Linked DNA regions of Mus musculus: region 2 is linked to region 1. The links are chromatin contacts, found by Hi-C or POLR2A ChIA-PET in ENCODE. All regions are on one chromosome and are shown on one strand. Each heading gives the region's core, a stretch centred on a gene start or an enhancer-like site at or near the end of the contact. The rest is flanking DNA. Distances are from core to core; before and after follow the strand shown.

Region 1 (2,635 bases), core at 88-2,587:
TCTCGAAAAACCAAAACAAAAAACAAAAAAACAAAAAACAAAAACAAAAACAAACAAACACACACACACACACACACAAAAAAAAAAAAAAAAACCCTTGGTTTGGTTCAGATAGTTCAATGGCAGAATCCAGGGCTTCACTTAAACCCTGGAACTGTCTTTCTTCCTTCAGCACTCATCTTAGGCTAATTTCTACTATTACTTCACTTTTTACCTAAGTAAACAATATATTTAAGAAGTATTGGTGGGGATGTTAACTAACACAGTAATTATGAAAGACTGTGGCGACATCTGAAAAATATAGACGTGTAACTACCAAAAAGATGCAGCAATCTTACTTTTGGATATATCCCCAGAAGACTTGAAATCGGTTTGTTAAAAGAAGTTTGCATTCATATATTAATTGCCACACAATTCATGGTAGCCAAATACAGAATCACTTCTGAATGAACAAAGAAAATATTGGCCTATAAGCACAATAGGTTATTATGTATCTTTAAAAAATACCCCAGAATTCCACTCTTTGTGAAGCATGAATAGAACTGGAGAATTAGGCTAAGTGAAATAAACCTGGTATGTGAAAAAAGATGCCACCAGTTATTAGTTACATAGTAAAGTATAAAAGAACCAAACTTATAGAAATCAAGAGTACCATGGTGGTGACAGAGGCGATAATGGCCAAAGGGAACAAAAGACATTAATTAGAAGGAAGAATAGGTTTTTAAAAGTTCCCATTGCACAATAGTATAGTTTATAATAGAATATTACATATTTTAAAATTGCTAAGAGTATAACTTTCTAATGTTCTCCCCATAAAGATTGATGATTATTTGAGGTGAGAGCGGTTAATTAGCTTGATTTAATTATGCTACCTATTTATAAATCTTAACATTACATTGTACCCTATAAATATATACAAGTATAATTAGTCAATTTATAGGTTCTTGGCCTTTTGGTTTATAGGCTTTGTTTTGTCTTTGTTTGCCTTTTACAAGAAGAAGTAGCAAGAATACACATCGAGGCCTCCCTACACATCTGCTCTGAACTCTGAAGCTTTAGCCTTCTTCTTCTCTGGACAAATTAGTCATCCAGAGGTACTCTGATCCCAAGACTACGAGAGAAGCCTGGGAAGTGTTCTTATAAGAAGCACGCCAGGTCATTCCAATGCTCTGGACCAAACTGGAGGAATATGCCTGGGAGCGTATCTCAGCCTGTTGCTGCAATCTAGCTGGAGTCAAATGCTTCTGCCGCCCTGCTGAAGTCCTGAGTACAAGAGTGACTATTGTCCTCTGCCAGAGATGCATCACCAGGCTGAGAGCAGAGAGAATGGAGGCTTCAATTGTCCCTATGTTAATCATCACAGTTAGAACTTTGAAACAAACCCCAAACTGTGCTGACTGAAATCAAATCACATGGCTCAGAATAATAAAAACAGCTGTGTGAAGGGAATTTTTCTTTGCAGGTCCAACATTTGGAATAGGTTTTCATCTTCCAATGAGGAAAGACTGAAGCAATCTTGCAGATTTGAGATGGAAAAAAACAAAACCCTTTCACGGAGAATGTGGACATTAGATCCCTCTAACGGTCCAAAAGAAAGTGCTGAACGGAAGATGCGCTTTATGCCCATGCAAAACCTCTGTAAATCTCTAGGAATAGAAGCCACCAAAAATAAACTTTCAGGTTTGAAGACAGCAGCAGGGAAGCAGGTTAACAGTGCAGAAGAGTCTTGCATTAACTTCTCAAAGAGTAATTGATTAGTGTTTTGAAGGAAGGGCTAAGTTCCTCTAAACACAGCCAACCCTCCGGGGCCTTTCAGCTGTTCCTCACCCACCTCTTCCCATACTGCCCTTTTCTCTCTTCTCCCAGTACAGAATGTCTCCAGTTTCCATCTACATTCCAGCATGGCTTTCTGTTCTACCCCGTGTCTTACTGCTGGCGTTCTCATTATGCACCCGCTCATTCACTCTGTCAGCCGAGCTCACTTATTACACAAGCATTTATTGGACAGTTACTGTGTATTCTGCCATTATAAAGCTTAGCATCTGACAGCAGAACACACAAGTGATTGGAACAGTATCGTAAGTACTGAGTGTCTTCAGACTCTCATAAAACACAAAAATAGATGCACGAAGCTACTTTCCTGTCACATTTTCATCTGCTCAAAATGTTTTCCCCCTCGTTTTGCCTGACTAGGTCTCCCACATGCTTTGGGTCTTAGCTGAGACATCAGATTCTCCTACACCATGATGCCCATATTTAGAAAGAAAATCTAGCTTTGTGCTTCAGGGACACTGCGTATGAGCTTCCAAATATAATCCAAATGCATTTTAAATTGATCATGTCATTCTTTCAGGGAACGGATAACATTTCTGTTGCATGTATTATTTTATGAGAATGCTTACACCAACCAACAGAATTCTATACCATCCAACACTGTAACTTTGGGTAGTATAGAGTAGATGTAACCTACAAATGGATTCTAAGTGTAGCTCCCAGGATGGGAAGATAGCTCAGCTGGCAAAGAGCTTGCCTTGCACGCTTGATGATCTGAGTTAGAACAGAGGGAAAGGAAGAAGAGAAGGAGGTAGAGGTGGTGGAGGAGCAGGAGGAAAGGAAGGAAGAAGACGAGGAAGAA
Region 2 (2,635 bases), core at 42-2,541, 42 kb after region 1:
TTTGAGTGACAAACAGAAAGAGGTGGGCTTTAGAAACTGGAGTCCATAAGTGAGTGTTTTCTACAGCTTTGATATGGATGGTGGTATTTACCAGTTCATCCCCTCAACTATCTCTGTGTAAATATATCAACGGGTTGCACTGCGTGACTTTTCCTTTTCTTTTTAGTCTTGATTTTTCCATTACATGCTTGGTTGATGTTGGCAGTTTACCATTTAGAAATGTCTTCCTTTAAAATATTTTAATTCTACATTTTCACTTGCATTTATGAAATAGTCAAATTTATGGGGGAAAGAAAAAAAGCTCAATGATCAAAAGATCTTTGTTTAGTGGAGATCTTCACAGTAGGAAGCAATTGAGAGGTTTTAAAAAAAAAATAGCAGGTTGGAGCTTTCCAACTCAGGGTCCAGCTCTCTGTGCCCGCCCCTTCCCTCAGCATCTCAGGTACAGTGACTGACTTTAGGCAGGTTGTAGAGGAAGGAAGCCTGAGGCTACTACGAAGTTTCCAGTGTTTACCACCGGGGGGAAAAATCTTTCTTAGGAAAAGTCTGGTCGTTAACCCTGAGGCCCTTTATGATGAGGAGGGTGGGGAAGCTCATTAAGACGGAGCCCTCTTGAGGGCCAGGTCCAAGCAGGAGGGCTGGTCTCCCGGGTCTAGCCCAGAGAAAGCGTCTATAGCACCTGCGGAGCCCTTTTCCACTAGAAAACGTGTTCGCCTCAGGATTTTCGCCTCAGTTTTTCTCTAAGGTTGCGCGCCCCACTCATAAAATGGTTGTCTTTCTGGAGTGAGGATTAGCGGCTCTCCCACCGACCCCCACCCCCAGATCAGGACCCTCGGTTGGCTGGCTGCCTTCCAGGGCTCCTTGGCCAGCTCGCCCCACGCCGCGCAGCGGGGACAGACAGAGCCGCAGGGGCAGCAGTAGGGCTCGAGAGCTGACCCGGGAGGGGACGGCGGCCCGAGGCGCGGCGCACGCAGCCTGCCCGCCCGCTTCCGGCAACTTAAGGGTTACGCCGCCGCGGCGGCGCGCGCCGAGGGGAGAGGCGGTTGCTGACAGGTGGCGCCTGCGCACTGGGAGCGCTCATTGTGCCCCGCAGCTGCCGAACCGCCCGCCTGCCCGCCCGCCGCCCGTTCGGCGCGTCAGTAGGCGAGAGAGTCCGGTGGTGGGTGCGGAGCCCGAGGCCGTTCCCGCGGCTTCATCTCCCTCTCCGTTTCCCTCGTCCCTACGCCTCACCCATCGTCCCCCATCCCGGCTCCGTCACCCTCCCGCCCCCCACACTCAGGACGAGAATGCCCTGCCCGGAACAACCCAGCAGCACCTAGATGGCTTTGGTCACGGTCCAGCGGTCGCCTACCCCCAGCACCACCTCCAGCCCTTGCGCCTCGGTGAGTCCCTCCAGGCGGCAGCTCCCAGCTTCTGTCACTGCGGCTCCGCTTTGCCTCAGCGGGTCCCGCCGAACGCCACTGCGCACGCGCCGCGCCTCTTCCCAGGCCTTGGCACTCAGGCTGCTGCGAACCCCCCACACCCTCATCTTACCGGCGAGCAGCAGCGACTGCCAGACGTTGGGGTTTTTTGTTTGTTTGTTTGTTTGTTTGTTTGTTTTTTCCCCAACCTCCATCACCCGGAGCACCCAGTCCCTCACAGCGCTGGCTCAGAAATCTCCCGTAGCATGCTTCCCATGGCTTGAGCACTTCCTTTCGGCTATGAGTCATTCTTGCTTTTCACCCTCCCCCCTTCTTTTACCCTCTGTTGCTCTGTTGCAGGGAGAGGAAGGGTGGGCTCCTAGGTTACCCCCGACCCACACCCATATCCTTTACGCACACCGTTTCAGGGACCCAGTCAGTGCACTGCGCATCCTTCTTCCGTCTCGCCCTGTGTGTGCCTTTCTCTAGTCCCTGGCATCTCTCTTGTGCTCCGTACAGTTTAGGCTTCATTGGACTGCTCGGTGGTAGTTACTCCCTGGTTTCTTCCCACCCTTAAAAGATGGCAGTGATCTCTGCTTCTTGGACTTCTACCTTTCTCAGTGAGAACCCAAAGCTTCTGGTGCTGCTTGATAACCAGTGCCAATTCATTTCCATCTTATAGACATTTATGCCTTCCACTCATTGCTCATGATCGTTCTTGCTCATGGGTTGTGCTTGGATGGTTCATGACTTCAAATGCTGTGTCGCTAAAGCATGTTTCCAGAAGGAAAACACTCATCAATTAGCATTTTTTTTTCTGCTGGGCTTTTCTATGCCTTCACCTCCACCATGACTCCTTTATAGCTCTAGTCTCGGGCTTCATATTTGTGAATACCTGCTAGCATGTGTTAGCATTGCACCAGTGTGGTAAAATGGGTCTTAAAAAAAAAACAGGCATCTAGATGAAAATATGAGCAATTGAAGAACTATTTCATATAGAATTGTAGTTTTAACATTAGATTTAGTAGTGTCAAGTTGCAAAGAGGCATTCAGTGAACACCATGACTTTCCACTGTATGAAAGAAAGTTGGGTCATTAATATTTGTTAACTGAGATAGGAGTTTGATATCTTGAAAGCATGTTGCCTTGTGATTTCAATATAGTTTCCTGAATTTCAAAATTTTGTTGCATATTGTGGTAGTTTCTTCCTTTGTGAGTTTTCTTGTGTGTTTTTG

What was found. A loop is a pair of places that touch in the nucleus more often than their neighbours do. ChIA-PET counts read pairs that join two places held with the same protein, here RNA polymerase II (POLR2A).
Region 2: a map of left cerebral cortex shows a loop between it and region 1 (2.6-fold over the local background). The contact joins the promoter of Ssh2 here to the enhancer-like site in region 1. A Hi-C loop is called at or near these places in 1 of 37 maps with a recorded cell type or tissue (left cerebral cortex). POLR2A ChIA-PET finds 5 or more read pairs at or near these places in 1 of 5 experiments (Patski).

What each region holds. Positions count from the first base shown.
Region 1 is chr11:77,172,638-77,175,272 of GRCm38, forward strand. The region is part of intron 1 of Efcab5 (EF-hand calcium binding domain 5); the gene reads right to left. Among named protein-coding and RNA genes, the nearest start is that of Efcab5, 15 kb to the right of the region's middle. Within about 2 kb of position 1,338, at least 1 of the 3 ENCODE cell types and tissues checked has a DNase peak (open chromatin) inside an H3K27ac peak, as active enhancers do; it is left cerebral cortex, where a contact is called at or near this core.
Region 2 is chr11:77,215,134-77,217,768 of GRCm38, forward strand. Ssh2 (slingshot protein phosphatase 2) reads left to right here and starts at 1,292. Exons shown (of 15, transcript NM_177710.4): 1 at 1,292-1,382. The coding sequence starts at 1,320. It also overlaps a transcript of Efcab5 not described here.